Regions from separate parts of the Homo sapiens genome. Here region 1 is linked to region 2. Evidence: read pairs that join two places in POLR2A ChIA-PET (ENCODE). Cell type or tissue: OCI-LY7. All regions are shown on one strand.

Region 1 (8,000 bases), 370 kb before region 2:
CAGGGCAAAGGTTCTTAATCCAGGGTTCCTGAATTTTTTGTGTAAGTCCATTCTATTTTCTGGGAGAAAGTGTTCAAGTTTTTATCAGATTGTCAAAGGGATTCTTAACTGCCAAAAGATTAAGAATTGGTTAACTGGCCAGGCGCGATGGCTCACGCCTTAATCCCACCACTTTGGGAAGCCGAGGCAGGCAGATTGCTTGAGTTCAGGAGTTCGAGACCAGCCTGGGCAACGTGATGAAATCCTGTCTTTACCGAAAATACAAAAATTAGCCAGGTGTTGGCCGGGCACAGTGACTCACAACCGTAATCCCAGCACTTTGGAAGGCCGAGGCAGGCAGATCACTGAGGTCAGGAGTTCGAGACCAGCCTGGCCAACGTAGTGAAACCCTGTCTCTACTAAAAAAAAAAAAAAAAAAAAAAAAGAAAAATTAGCCAGGCCTGGTGGCATGCCTGTTGTAATCCAAGCTACTTGGGAGACTGAGGTAGGAGAATCACTTGAACCCGGGAGGCAAAGGTTGCAGTGAGCCGAGATCGCACCACTGCACCTAGCCTGGGCGACAGAGCGAGACTTTGTCTCAAAAAAAAAAAAAAGAAAAAAAAAAAGCCAGGTGTGCTGGCACACACCTGTAGTCCTAGCTACTTGGGAGGTTGAGGTGGGAGGATCACTGGAGGGAAGTCTAGGCTGTAGTGAGCCATGATCACGCCACTGTACTCCAGCCTGGGTAACAGTGAAACCCTGTCTCAAAAAAAAAAAAAAAAAAAAATTGGTTAATGGACCTGTTGGGTGGGTATGGAGCCACAGTTGGTACCTTTGATCCTGAAATTGTCCATTATAATAAGATATTACTGAGAGCAATTTTCTAAAGTACGAAGTATGTAATGAAGATACAGGGAGAATATTCAGAAGTTTTTGTTGGCTGCTTTTTTTTTTTTTTTTTCTGCCAGGAGTAGGTGGGACAAGTATAAAGGAAAGTGGTATCAGGAGGAAGTAAGAAGTAAGAAACCACCTAAATAATTGTTAGCTGCTTGTCCTCATAGTTCTTTCCATAGGTTGATTCTGAGTTGGGGCGTCTCTGCACTGTACCTTGCAATCAGGCCGGACCACTTGCTTTTTCCTGAACACTGTGTTCAGGCTTTGTATGTTCATGAGGTCCCTCTGCCTAGAGTATCTCTTCTCCCAACATTTGTAAGTCCAGTTCTCCATGCATCAGAGCTTCCTGGTGTTGCCTTTTAGAGTTCTCATCAGCTTATAACTCCCTGGAGAGCACTGACTCTCATCTTCGGATCCTTCACCGTCATGGTCCTTTGCACATGGTAGGTGCTAAATAAAGGGTTGTGGAACTAAGTGAAGAGTGATACATATGAAGGAAACAAACACCTGTGTAAGGGAGAAGGCTATAAATTAAAATTTTCAGATACCAGTGAATTCTGCGGGGGAGCTTGGGAAACCCTTAGAGTTTCACTGACAACCTGAATAGGGGGAGGAGCCTGCCCTGAGTTAGGAAGCAGGAGTGTGGGGAACAGGTAGCCAGCCATAAGGTCTTGGCCAGGTCATATCACTTCTGGACTGGAGTTAACACCTTCAAAAACTGTTCGGGTTGGACTTTTTGAACATATAATAGAGGTGATGTTGATGAGCATCTACCGTATACCAGGTACTACTCTAGGTCCTGGGAATATAGTAGGTTGCCACCAGACAAGACCCCTTCTTTTCTAGTGGGAAGCATTGGGTGGGAAGTTAGTCCTTTCTAGCCTTAAAATGCTGTGATTCTGTCATCTGAAGAATGGGCACCAACTTCTGCTTGGGATTGTTTTGAGGATCAAATGAGAAAGCACTTTAAAGATTATAAAACACACTTACCTTGTTTATTATGAATACTTCTCTCCCCCCTTGGTTTTGCCCCCCTTGGTTTTGACTTAGGTTTTTTAAAAGTTTAAAATTGAATTGTACCAATAGGAGTATGAACTAATGATCCCAGGGTTTAGGTAGATTTGGGGACTTAAATCTTTCAATAAGTGATCCTTTAGCTAGATTGGGATGTAGGTTTGTAATATCATCTTCACCAGTGAAAAATGTATTGGGGGGGAAGTCCATTTATTTATGGATATTTTGGATATTTTGTTTCTGCCTTAACATAAGTTCGTTCGTTCGTTCTTTCTCTTTTTTTTTTTTTTTTTTTAAGATTTCAAACTGTCTCTGCCATTATTCTTAAATACAACTTTATATTGGTGAAGGCTGCTTGTCAGGGAAAAACCAAACTTCTCTACTGATTTGGGATTTTTTTTTACCATAAATTCAGGGTGCAGTTGTTCTTGAAGTGGTTCCATTTTGTGATTAGGCTGAGTATTTTTAAGCACAACTCTCTCCCTTGTCCTTAGAATTATCTCCAGTATCCTCAAAACAAAGAGCAAATGATGCAATTAGGATGCAATCCCTTGCCTGTGGATTTCAAGGAAAATTATTTTCCACACTACTTGGAAGCTCATGGACAAAGTCAAGCTTTCTTTAGATCTGGTGAACTTAGAAAAAATAACTTGATGAAGTGAGATTCTTACCTTGAGGTTAGTTTTTGAGAGTGGATCAATGATGTGAAATTTCTAAGATATTCTTGATTTATAAATATCACTTTATGACTCATTCCTTGGAGCAGTTTTTATTTTTTCCTTTGAAAAACTTTAGATGTAATTGACTTTGGTTTACACTCTATCCTGTTTTTTGGTTTTTTTTTTTTTTTTTTTGGAGACGGAGTCGCTCTGTTGCCCAGGCTGGAGTGCAGTGGCACGATCTCTGCTCACTGTAACCTCTGCCTCCTGGGTTCAAGCGATTCTCCTGCCTCAGCCTCTCGAGTAGCTGGGACTACAGGTATGTGCCACCACACCCAGCTAATTTTTGTATTTTTATTGGAGATGGGATTTCACCATGTTGACCAGGCTGGTCTAGAACTCCTGACCTCAGGTGATCTGCCCGCCTCAGCCTCCCAAAATGCTGGGATTACAGGTGCAAGCCACCACGCCCGGCCATACTTTTAGTGAAAGGAAAGCCATGTATCTTTTTCTGCTGTCTCCTATGTCATGTCTTACTCTGCCGTTTTGTAATGGTCCTTGAGATTGAGATAATAGAGAGAGATTTTCTAGATTTTCACCTACTCACTGATTTTTACTACAGGCATTTTAATTCCTTTAAATTTGAGACTGATTTTCTTCCCATAGTATTTAACTTATCATCATCCTTATAGGAGGGCCAGACCCTTAGGATTTATGTGAATACTGCTAGTTGGTAGGAAAGGTACTTTTCCTGAAGCCTTGAAAGAGTATTTCCAGAATAGTGAGCTTCATATTTTTTTGGTAACTTTTTTTTAAAGGTATACTTTCTGTGTAAATAGAAATGAATTTTTGCAATTGGATGAGGGGGAAAAAAGCTGAAATTTAAGGGCAAAATCTTTTTTTTTTTTTTTTGAGACGGAGTCTCGCTCTGTCACCCAGGCTGGAGTCCAGTGGCGCGATCTCGGCTCACTGCAAGCTCCACCTCCCGGGTTCACGCCATTCTCCTGCTTCAGCCTCCCGAGTAGCTGGGACTACAGGCGCTCACCACCACGCCCGGCTAATTTTTTTGTATTGTTAGTAGAGGCGGGGTTTCACCGTGTTAGCCAGGATAGTCTTCGATCTCCTGACCTCGTGATCCACCCGCCTCGGCCTCCCAAAGTGCTGGGATTACAGGCGTGAGCCACCGCGCCCAGCCGGGCAAAATCTTATAGCATCTTATCCCTTCTATGGTTTGGGAAATTAAGAAAAGTGCACGTTGGTGTTTTCTCACAATTTAATGCTCAGGCAAGTAAAATGATATCCTTAATTGCAAGTTACTGAAGTTGAAAGGCGACCATTTCCCATCAATTAGAAATGGTCTTTATGGTTAACTCTGGCAGAAATTCTGTTCTTCTGTGAGGCTTGGGTGATATCAGTAATCCTATTGAGGAGAGAGCATATTGAATCCTCTGACTTTGGGCAAATAATTTAGTCTCCAGGTCCCAATGCCCTTGTCTGTGAAATGAAGAGAATACTTACCCTTCCCGGGTGGATTTAAAAATCTGTGAGGAAGGCCAGGTGCGGTGGCTCATGCCTGTAATCCCAGCACTTTGGGAGGCTGAGGCAGGCGGATCTCCTGAGGTCAAGAGTTTGAGACCAGCCTGGCCAACATGGTGAAACCCCATCTCTACTAAAAATACGTAATTGGCTGGGCTTAGTGGCACATGCCTGTAGTCCCAGCTACTCGGGAGGCTGAGGCAGGAGAATCGCTTAAACCCAGGAAGCAGAGGTTTCAGTGAGCCAAGATCGCGCCACTGCACTCCATCCTCGGTGACAAGAATGAAACCCCGTCTCAAAAAAAAAGCTATAAGGAAGCCCAGCACAGTGGCTCACACCTGTAATCCCAAGCACTTTGGGAGGCCTAGGTGGGAGGATCACTTGAACTCAGGAGTTCAGACCAGCCTAGGCAACATGGTGAAACCCTGTTTCTACAAAAAATTAGCCAGGCGTGATGGTGTGCACCTGTAGTCCCAGCTGAGGTGTATCACCGGAGCCCGGGAGGTCAAGGCTGCAGTGAGTGGTTATTGCGCCACTGCACCTGCACTCCAACCTGGGCAACAGCAAGTCCCTGTCTCAAATAAAAGCTAAGAAGGCAAGTTTTGTAATAGTACTTTGAGCAGCATAAGGTACATATACAAAATATTGTGGGAAATATATTATGAAGTTTTGCATCTAGGTACATAAGAGACTGTTTCCCTCACAGTGGAGAGCTTTGGTAAAAGAGCAAGTGGATTAGAGCAGTTGTAGCTTCTGTTTTCTCCAGAAAGCTCACGCTGTGCAGCAGCTGTTTTTGTCCATTCTGGCTTTGCAGCAGTGCAGTATTGGGGTTAAGCCACGTGTGTGGGCCTCAGAGGCAGGCAGCTGGGGCCATACTAAGCCGGGTGATCTTGAACGAGTCTCTTGACCTCTGCAAGCCTGTTTTCTCATCTGTAAAATGGGGATTATAATAGTAGCTGCTCTGTTGGGTTACTGTGAGAAATGCTTAATATGGATTGTAGGGCATGATTTCCTATGGTAAGGTTTTTAGAAGTAATAATGGACCAGCTAAAAATGTTCAAGCATTTATCTACTGGGCATGTTGTCTTTTTTTCTTTCTTTCTTTTGAGACAGCTTCTTGTTCTGTCACTCAGTCTGGAGTGCATTGGCGCGATCTTAGCTCACTGCAACCTCCGCCTCCCAGGCTCAAGGGATCCTCCCACCTCAGCCTCCCAAGTAGCTGGGACTACAAGCGCATGCCACCACACCTGGCTAATTTTTTTTTTTTTTTTTTTGGTAGAGATAGGGTTTTGCCATGTTGCCAGACTGGTCTTGAACTCCTAAACTCAAACAATCCACCCGCCTCAGCCTCCCAAAGTGCTGGGGTTACAGGCGTGAGCCATCGCGCCCAGCCTTCAGCATGTTGTCAAAGGAAGTATGAAAATGACAACAACTGATGGCCCATTTTCATCAGTCATCCTGGAAATCAGCAAGAGTCAAGCTGCTTTGTGCACTTATTGGGGTGCACTTATTTTCTCCAAGGTGTCCATTTCATGAGGCATTTTTTGTTAATGGAAAGCTGGGTTAGCAAATGCAGTGATGAAGGGCCATAAGTATAGTTTTAGTAGTTGTTAACCCTTGAAGGTAGTGGGTTTATTTTGTCTTTTTTTTTTTTTTTACGACCTCCAACACTTTCTATTTATCTTGGCTTAATATAATACCTGAAAATGAATTTTAGTTAAGACTTAGAGATTTGTCTAAACAATCTCCAAGCAGGTTGAAAACTGAGACTTTCAAGAGCCAGGGGATTTGAGTGTATTCTGGATTAACTTGGTTCTTCATCTTTCCAAGAAAGGTAAACTGTGTTCTAGGCAGTTTTTGTAATGGGATTTTCAGGCTAGATCTTTAACCAAAAAAAAAAAAAAAGAGGCCCTACAGAAACTTAGAAACAGCCTTTACAGGGTCAAGGGGAGCTTTGACAAGGAAGAGGCAAAAATCTCTGCCCCATGTGTCAGTTGAACTTCTTCCACCTTCCCTCACCAGTGGCTACATTTCAGGGCTGAAAGGGCTTTGGAATCCTTTGCTGAGTGCTTTGGATGAGATTTGTTTTCAAGTTGCTTTTTAGAATTAGAGTGACCATTTACATGGTTTTCATTCCCAATCTGTGAATTCCAAAGCCTTATACCAGTCACCAGGCAGATACGTTACCTAAGAAGTGCCTACTTTTGGAGGCCGAGGTAGGTGGATCACCTGAGGTCAGGAGTTCGGCTAACATGGTGAAACCCTGTCTCTACTAAAAATACAAAAATTAGCCGGGCATGGTGGCGCATGCCTGTAATCCCAGCTACTTGGGAGGCTGAGCCAGGAGAATCACTTGAACCTGGGAGGCAGAGGTTGAAGTGAGCCGAGATCGCGCCACTGCACTCCAGCCTGGCTACAATGCGAGACTCCGTCTCAAAAAAAAAAAAAAACAAAAAGAAGTGCCCTCTGTGTGTAAGGTTCTGAGGAAACATAAAGGAAGGATTCTCCCAATTCCACAAAAACTCGATTTAGTCAAAAAAATATACTTATTGACTTTCCTAAAAAATTAAAAAGAAAAACAACTAAATACACAGCCAACTAGCATCTTCATTTTTAGAACTCAAAAATTAATTGGAATATACCTAGGGAGAAATTTTCTGGAATTTCATTTTCTGGGATATTTTTTAAAATTGCTAGTCCTCATTCCTTTGTCATTTTATATTTCATTTTCCATCTTAGTTAATATTGCTGTTTTTATTTCCTCATTCTCTGTTATTGTATCAGTTATTGTCCAATCAGGAAAGTAGAAACCACTCTAGATAGTTCCAGCAGGAAGGGACTTAAATGCAAGGGATTTATTACAAAGGTGCTGGAAAGGCTTGGGAGGAGCAAAATGCAGAAGAGGGTTGTTATCCAGAGATGAGAAAGCTGCCTGTGGGCTAGAACCCAGGAGCCTCCATGCACAGATGAGCTGCTGCTGCTGCTGCTGCTGCTGCTGCTGCTGCTGTTGGAGCTGTATTGCTGCAGTTCACCAGGAACCCAGAAGCCAAAACTGCGCTGATGTGCTGGAACCTGCGGTGTGTGTAGTTGCCTGCATTCTTCCATAGTTGTTCACTGCTCCTGCTGCTGCTGCTCCCCAAGACAGAGCAGTAACAGGAAAAAAGTGGTGTTATCCTTCCACTTGCCAACCAATCTCCAGCCTTTGAAAACCTAACTGTGGAAGCCAGCTGGCAAAGGAGTCTGGGAAATGTAGTGTGCAGGCTTTCAGTTCTGCTGATACGGAGGAGAATGTAGAAGGGCGCGTTTGACCAAATGAATGCTGTAATTGCTTGGGTGATGCATTTCTCATAACGGAGATGGGCAGAGAAGGCATTATTTTACACTGATAACATTCAGAGAGGTGGAGAAGAGGCACAGTGGCATTCCAGATAAGGGGATAGCCAGAGTGGTGGTGTGGAGGCAGGAATGCTCATGGCATGTTCAGAGAATAGCTTAGCTGGACCATAGAGTTCTTTTTGAAGGATAGCTAGAAATGAAGGTAGAAAATAAGGTTGGGTTCAAATTGGATTGAGATTGTGGTAGTAAAAGCTGTCTTACAATTAACCCATGTTGGGTGTGGTAGCTCACGCCTGTAATCCCAACATTTTGGGAGGCTGAGGCTGGCAATCATTTGAGCCCAGGAGTTCCAGACCAGCCTGGCCAACATGGTGAAACCTTGTCTCTACAAAAAAAATACAAAAATTAGCCGGGCATGGTAGCACACCCACACATCTAGTCCCAGCTACTCAGGTAACTGCAGCGGGAGGATCGCTTGAGCCTGGGAGGTTGAGGCTGTGGTGAGCCATAATCGCGCCACTACACTCCAGCCTGGGTGACAGAGTGAGACCCTGTACAAAAAAAAACAAAAACAAAAACAAA
Region 2 (8,000 bases):
TGGGGAGCCAGGGAGAGCCTTGAGCAGGGGTGGGACCGGTCAGAACAGCTCTTTAGGAAGACGCCTCTGGGTGCTGTGCGGTGGTGGGTGCGAGGAGGTGATACTGGAGCCCAGAGACCAAGGAGGAAGCTGGGGCTGGAACCCTAGTGGGAGAGGAGGTACCTGGCTCAGGGCAGGGCTGTTGAGAGGGACTCAGTTACTGATGGGCAGTTCAGGGCAGGGGGAGGAAGAGGGAGGATTTAGGACAAGGCTGCTGAGTAGGTGATGTGGCTCTCCCTGAGATGGGATCTGGGAGGTGGCATGGGTTTCATTTATTCATTCTTCATGTATTCATTCATTTTAAAAAAGGCATATTGAATTTCCCTTGTGGGCCAGGCAGCGTTCTAGACTTGGGATACACGTCAGTGACATACATCACTGAAAGCAGACAGACATTCCTGTCCCCAGGCAGATTCTGCCGTAGTGGAGGAAGCAGACAGTGAGCGAGACGCATATGGTGCTGGGTGCAAATGGGATGAGAACAGAGAGGGTGGCAGGGGAGCTGGTTTCCACAGGGTGCTCAGGGAAGGCCTCACGAGAAGGCAGCATTGGAGCAGAGACCTACAGGAGGTGAGGGGTTGGAGGGTCTCTGGGAAAAGTGTTCCTGGCAGAGGGATCCGCTGGCGCAAAGCCCCTGAGGCAGGTTTCAGCCTGGTATGTTGTGGGAATAGCAAGGAAGCCGGAGTGATCGTGGGGAGAGGGTGAGAGATGAGGTCGGGGAGGTACCAAGGCCAGACCCCACGGGTCCCACAGGCTGTGGGGAAGGCTGTTACTCAGAGGGGCACCACAGGAACGTTCTGAGTGGGGCTGCAACGTGCTGAGGTTTGAGGGATATGAGCGGCCTTCTTGTTCAGAGTCCAGGAGAGAGGCCTGGGCTGGGGCCAGACTTAGGAGGAGTTCAGGGGTCTGGGAGTCCGTCTGGCAGACAGGGCACCTGATGCTTCCCTACCCCGGCTGTCTGCTCCTAGGAGATTGAGGAAGACCGTAAGAAAGCTGAACTTGAGGGAGTCGCAGTCACAGCTCCCCGAAAGGGCCGCTCAGTGGAGAAGGAGAACGTGGCAGTGGAGTCGGTGAGCTCGTCACTGGGGTGTGGGACCCTGAGGATGGGGAGGGGCAGAGGGTTGAGGCCTGGGACCCAGGAGCCCCCAGCTGTCCTGCACCAGTGGGTGGCCTCCATCCTGGCCGCATGCCTCCCTGCCCCAGTGACTGTATTTTCCCCATCTCCCCTCTTCCAGGAGAAGAACCTGGGTCCTTCCCGGAGGTCTCCTGGGACCCCTCGGCCCCCAGGGGCCAGCAAGGGGGGCCGGACTCCTCCACAGCAGGGAGGCCGGGCCGGCATGGGCCGAGCATCGCGCAGCTGGGAGGGCAGCCCCGGGGAGCAGCCTCGAGGAGGAGGAGCTGGGGGCCGTGGCCGGAGGGGCCGGGGCCGAGGTTCACCTCACCTCTCTGGAGCTGGAGACACCTCAATCTCTGACCGTAAATCCAAGGTAGGAGCTAGGCAGCGCCTGGAGCCCTGGCTGAGGTTCTCTGTTGTCTGTTTCTGTTTTTTCCTCCTCTCAGATGCACATTTGTCCTGTGTGTCCATCTTTCAGTATCTCTCTCTGAGCCTTTGCATCTGGCTCTGTTTCTCTCTTCCTCCACCTCCTTCTCCTCCTCCTGCTCCCCCTCTTCTAGTTCCCCCTGTTCCTTCCCTCTCACGCCTAGAGCTCGTGTGTTTTTCCTTGTCTCTTTCTCTCCTACTCCTGCTCCCCGTCTTCTTGTTCCTCCTCGCCTTCCTTCCCTCCCCTCTCCTGCTTAGTGCTGCGTGTCCCTCCCTGTCCCTCTCTGTCTCCCTTTTTCTCGCTCTCTGGTGCATGCTTGCCCACTCATCCTCCGTCCCCATCTCTCCTCCCTTTCTGGCACTGTGTGTCTGTCTGGTGGGCTCTCTCTATCTGGTGTGCTTGTGAGCACAGGCTCTGTGTGGCATTCTGTTTCTGTGTGTTTCTCTTGGTCCCCGGCTTTGGTTATGGGGAGCAGTGATTTTACTGTAACTACCTCACTCACCCCTGACGTGCAGGTCAGCAGGGTGGGAGTCTGTCTAGCTGAGTGGCTTACAGCCCACCGTGGACATGGGTTGAATCTGGTTCTGTGAGCTACCTGGCCTTGGGCAGCTCACTTCCCCTGTGAGCTTCTGGTTCTAGCACTTACACGGGAATAAGAAAATTCAAAAATTAGCTGGACGTGGTGGTGGGCACCTGTAATCCCAGCTACTTGGGAGGCTGAGGCAGGAGGATCACTTAAACCTGGGAGGTGGAGGTCACAGTGAGCCGAGATCATGCCACTGCACTCCAGCCTGGGCGACAGAATGAGACTCTGTATCAAAAAAAAAAAAAAAAAAAAAAAATGCTGGGCGTGGTGGCTCACGAGGCCTGTAATCCCAGCACTTTGGGAGGCTGAGGTGGGCGGATCACCTGAAGTCAGGAGTTCGAGACCAGCCTGGCCAACATGGCGAAACCCCATCTCTACTAAAAGTACAAAAATTAGCCGGGTGTGGTGGCACACGCCTGTAATCCCAGCTACTCGGGAGGCTGAGGCAGAAGAATTGCTTGAACCTGGGAGGTGGAGGTTGCAGTGAGCCGAGATTGCGCCATTGTACTCCAGCCTGGACAACAAGAGTGAAACTCCGTCTCAAAAAAAAAAAAATAATTAGACTTAAATTGGGCATGCCAAGCTGCTGTCACACAAAGACTCCAAAAATTTCATGACCTAAGTGGAGTAGGAGTTTATTTCTCCCTTGTATGCTGAGCCCTGCAGGGAGGTGGGTGGTCCAGGGGGTGAGGCCCTGCTCCATGATGTCACTCAGGGACCCAGGTTCCTGCTTTTTTTTTTTTTTTTTTTTTCTTGAGACAGAGTCTCACTTTGTTGCCCAGGCTAGAGTGCAGTGGCATGATCTTGGCTCACTGCAACCTCCGCCTCCTGGGTTCAAGCAATTCTTGTGCTTCAGCCTCCCAAGTAGCTGGGATTACAGGTGTGCACCACCACACCCGGCTAGTTTTTGTGTTTTCAGTAGAGATGGGGTTTCGCCATGTTGGCCAGGCTGGCCTTGAACTCCTGACCTCAGGTGATCCTACCGCCTCGGCCTCCCAAAATGCTGCGATGACATGTGTGAGCTGCTGCGCCCGGCCTGGTTCCTGTTTTTGTTGCTTGGTGGCCCCTAGGTCCTGGTCATTGTCTGTGGTAACAGCTGGGTTGCCGACATGGTTGCGGTTCAGTTCACAGGAAGGGGAAAGATAAGTCTGCTTTATCACTTTTGGTCATGTCCTGTTGGTGAGAACTTAGACACCTGGTCATACCTAACCTCAAAGGAGACTGGGAAATGAAAACGTTGTCTACAGCTGGCTGGCTATTTGCCCATCTAAAATTTTGTCACTAGCTTGGTTACTAGTAACAAGTAGTTACTAGCTACTTGGAATGCTGGGTGCTGTGGTATGGGCTTGTGGTCCTAGCTACTTGGGAAGCTAAGGTGGGAGGATCGCTTGAGCCCAGGAGTTTGAGACCAGGCTGGGCAACAGAGTGAGACCCCATCTCTATAAAAATTTTAAAAATTAACTGGACGTGGTGGTGTGCCCCTGTGGTCCCAGCTACTTACTTGGGAGGCTGAGCCAGCAGGATCACTTGGGAGGCTGAGCCTGGGAGGTCAAGGATGCAGTGAGCTGTGAACACACACCACTACATTCCAGCCTGGGCAACAGAGTAAGACCCTGTCTCAAAAAAAAAAAAAATCAATAAATTTTTGCTACCATGGAAGGAAGAAGGGGAGAACGGATTGTGGTTGGTGGGGGTAGGTCACCTAACCATCTGCCAAGTAATTACTGTTATTACCACCACTATGATTGCGGCAACCTTGGTGTGCCAGGGCCCCCAGCACCCTGACACTGAACTCGCAGGTTCAGTGGTTTGCTAGAAAGACTCATGGCTTAGATTTATCACAGTGAAAGAGATCACAAAGCAAAATCAGCAGGGGGCGGGGTACCTGGGCTGAGGTCTGGAGGAAACCCGGCATGAACTTCCAAGAGTCCTTTCCCTGTGGAGTCCCAGGGGATGCGCTGAATTCCTCCAGCACTGAATTGTGACAACATGTGGCTTACCAGGGATGCCCACGAGAGATTCAGCACTCCAGGTTTTTAATTGGGGGCTGGTTTATTTTTATTTATTGTATTTATTTAGTTTTTAAAATTTCTTTTTGTTTTTGAGATGGAGTTTCACTCTTGTTGCCCAGGCTGGAGTGCAGTGGTATGATTTCGGCTCACTGCAACCTCCGCCTTTTGGTTTCAAGCAATTCTCCTGTCTCAGCCTCCCAAGTAGCTGGGATTACAGGTGCCCACCACCATGCCCGGCTAACTTTTGTATTTTTAGTAGAGACGGGGTTTCACCATGTTGGCCAGGCTGGTCTCGAACTCCTGACCTCGTGATCCACCTGCCTCGGCCTTCCAAAGTGCTGGGAATACAGGCGTGAGCCACTGTGCCCGACCCGTTATTTTTATTTTTATTTTATTTTATTTTTTGAGACAGAGTCCTACTCTGTTGCCCAGGCTGGAGTGCAGTGGCACAATCTCGGCTCACTGCAACGTCCACCTCCTGGGTTCAAGTGATTCTCTTGCCTCAGCCTCCCGAGCAGCTGGGATTACAGGCGCCCACCACCATGCTTGGCTAATTTTTTTCGTATTTTTAGTGAGATGGGGTTTCCCCATGTTAGCCAGCCTGGTCTCAAACTCCTGACCTCAGGTGATCCACCCACTTCGGCCTCCCAAAGTGCTGGGATTACAGGCGTGAGCCACCGCGCCCGGCCACTTTTAAAATTTTTTGTAGAGACAGGGTCTTGCTATGTTGCCTAGTCTGGCCTTGAACTCCTGGGCTGAAGCAATCCTCCTGCCTTGGCCTCCCAAAGTGCTTGGATTAGAGGTGTGAGCCACCATGTCAGCCTGGAGGCTAGTTTTGAACGCAGGCCCCTTCTGTCTAGTATGTACTGAAATTCCAGACCCCCCAGTAGGAAGGCGAATGCAGCGTACAGCGTGTTGTTCGCATAGTCCAAGCCTGGCCAGCCAGCCTCATCAGTTCACTGCTGACCTGGAGCACGCTGAGAGCAAATGGTCAGATGCCAGCAGGCCAGTCCGAGGAGAGGAGCCTCAGGCCTGCTGGGCAGCCCGTCTCCTGCACCGGCAGCTTAATAGTTCTCCCTGAAGCTGGGTGTCCCTATCTTTATCCCCCCAGGAGTGGGAGGAGCGGCGCAGGCAGAACATTGAGAAGATGAATGAGGAGATGGAGAAGATCGCCGAGTATGAGCGCAACCAGCGGGTCAGTGGTGCGGGTGTCCCCGAGGCAGGGCCGAGCTGCCTGGGCTGCGGGGAGCCCGCGCCAACCCCCTGCTCTGCTGCCTGCAGGAAGGGGTTCTTGAACCCAACCCAGTGCGGAACTTCCTGGACGACCCCCGGCGACGCAGCGGGCCCCTGGAGGAGTCTGAGCGGGACCGCCGGGAGGAGAGCCGCCGGCACGGCCGCAACTGGGGGGGCCCCGACTTCGAGCGGGTGCGCTGTGGCCTTGAGCACGAGCGGCAGGTGGGTGTTGGCAGTGAGGACACCTCGGGGCTCTCAGGGCTTTGATGGGGACTGCATAGCAGGAACCAGACAGATCAGGGCCATGGGGCCTCTCCTTTTTTGTGCCACAGCACAGGACTTTTTTTTTTTGAGACGGATTCTCGCTCTGTCACCCATTCTGGAGTGCAGTGGCACCATCTCGGCTCACTGCAGCCTTTGCCTCCTGGGCTCAAGCAATTCTGCCTCAGCCTCCCGAGTAGCTGGGATTACAGGCAAGTGCCACCACACCTGGCTAATTTTTTCGTATTTTGTAGAGACGGGGTTTCACCATGTTGGCCAGGCTAGTCTTGAACTCCTGACCTCAAGTGATCCACCTGCCTCGGCCTCCCAAAATGCTGGGATTATAGGTGTGAGCCACTGTGCTTGCCCAGGATTTTAATTATTAAGGATTTATGGTATGTTTTGTTTCCTGCCAAGGTAAATCTCCCCTCATTGTTAATGACACCAGCATTTATGAGGCACCTACCACATGGCAGGTGCTGTGTGAGGGGTGGGGACCTGGCCTAGAAGAGGAGGCAGGGGCAGTGTCCTTGCACTTGGTGGTCCACCCCTAAATTGTCCGTCTGTTGGTTCTTCTGTCAGTACCACGTGGCTCTAGTTGTTACAGCTTTGTGGTATGTTTGAGGGTTTTCTTGTTACTAACAGTATTGTTTACTGGGCACTTACTATGTGCCAGGTACTGTTTTAGGTGCTGAGGATAAGAGGTTTTTTTTTTTTTTTGAGATGGAGTCTTGCTCCATCGCCCAGGCTGGAGTGCAGTGGCGTGATCTTGGCTCACTGCAAGCTCCGACTCCCGGGTTCACACCATTCTCCTGCCTCAGCCTCCCCAGTAGCTGGGACTAAGGTGCCCACCACCATGCCCAGCTAATTTTTTGTACTTTTAGTAGAGATGGGGTTTCACCATGTTAGCCAGGATGGTCTCTATCTCCTGACCTCGTGATCTGCCCGCCTCAGCCTCCCAAAGTGCTGAGATTACAGGCGTGAGCCACCGCTCCTGGCTTTTTTTTTTTTTTTTTTTTTTTTTTTTTGAGACAGAGTCTTGCCCTGTTGCCTAGGCTGGAGTGCAGTGGCGCGATCTCGGCTCACTGCAAGCTCTGCCTCCTGGGTTCATGCCAGTCTCCTGCCTCAGCCTCCCGAAAAGCTGGGACTACAGGCACCCGCTACCACGCCCAGCTAATTTTTTGTATTTTTAGTAGAGACAGGGTTTCACCATATTAGCCAGGATGGTCTCCATCTCCTGACCTCATGATCCGCCTACCTTGGCCTCCCAAAGTGCTGGGATTACAGGCGTGAGCCACCGCGCCCGGCGGGAGAAGAGTTTGGAGGCAGAGCCCCTGCCTTGATGAGGTTTCTTCTGGTGGGAGCTGAGTAAATGAAAATATAGTGAGATGTGAGGTCCTACCAAGTGTTGTGGAGAAAAATCCAGCAGCTGAGGGGACAGAGGGATGCTACTTAGGAGATCTGAGAGGGCCTCTGTGAGGAGGTGCCACCTGAGCCTAGTTGATTGTGATCTCTGCCTTGTCATCGCTTCCCTGTGTGATCCTGAGCAAGTGGATGTGCCTCGGGGCTTAGGGGCGGGGTAGGGTGCGGGACATCACCCTGACTCCCTGTGGGCTGGGGGGCAGGGCCGCCGAGCTGGCCTGGGCAGTGCTGGAGACATGACGTTGTCCATGACGGGCCGGGAGCGGTCGGAGTACCTGCGCTGGAAGCAGGAGAGGGAGAAGATCGACCAGGAGCGGCTGCAGAGGCACCGCAAGCCCACTGGCCAGTGGAGGCGCGAGTGGGATGCCGAGAAGACCGATGGGATGTGAGTCTCCTCCCCGCTCCTCTCCCCATGTGGCACGTTGACCTTGGCCCTGACTTCTAAGTCCTATGCCTCTCTCTGGTTTTTCCTGCTGTGTATGAGTGAGTGACTGCCAAGTATCCTGAGATGCCATGGACCAGCTGCTGGAGCTCAGCGGCACGTGAGAGCATTTCTGGTTTTCTTTTTTTTTTTTGAGACGGAGTCTCGCTCTGTCGCCCAGGCTGGAGTGCAGTGGCGTGATCTCGGCTCACCGCAAGCTCCGCCTCCCAGGTTCACACCACTCTCCTGCCTCAGCCTCCCGAATAGCTGGGACTACAGGCGTCCGCCACCACGTCCAACTAATTTTTTGTATTTTTAGTAGAGACAGGGTTTCACCGTGTTAGCCAGGATGGTCTCAATCTCCTGTCCTTGTGATCTGCCTGCCTTGGCCTCCCAAAGTGCTGAGATTACAGGCGTGAGCCACCGCGCGCGGCCGAGCATTTCTGGTTTTCTTTTTGTTTTTGGAGACAGAGTCTAGCTCTGTC

What was found. Peaks named below come from ENCODE experiments on the same cell type or tissue, not always from the same donor. Only the 100,000 strongest peaks of a DNase experiment are listed, where the experiment ranks them.
Region 1: POLR2A ChIA-PET joins it to region 2 with 15 read pairs; 3 of 35 experiments call an interaction of 5 or more read pairs at or near these places.

Annotation. Positions count from the first base shown.
Region 1 is chr19:46,891,724-46,899,723 of GRCh38, forward strand. All of the region lies in intron 1 of ARHGAP35 (Rho GTPase activating protein 35), which reads left to right. Among named protein-coding and RNA genes, the nearest start is that of ARHGAP35, 35 kb to the left of the region's middle. RefSeq lists a silencer at 1,272-1,351. In OCI-LY7, no CTCF peak of the experiment used is centred here; DNase peaks (open chromatin) are centred at 1,288, 4,568 and 4,898; H3K4me3 peaks cover 2,804 bases; H3K27ac peaks cover 4,786 bases.
Region 2 is chr19:47,259,314-47,267,313 of GRCh38, forward strand. It overlaps CCDC9 (coiled-coil domain containing 9), which reads left to right. Exons shown (of 12, transcript NM_015603.3): 4 at 1,008-1,109; 5 at 1,275-1,526; 6 at 5,290-5,373; 7 at 5,460-5,633; 8 at 7,298-7,479. Among named protein-coding and RNA genes, the nearest start is that of CCDC9, 6.8 kb to the left of the region's middle. RefSeq lists an enhancer at 7,353-7,852. In OCI-LY7, no CTCF peak of the experiment used is centred here; a DNase peak (open chromatin) is centred at 3,308; H3K27ac peaks cover 794 bases.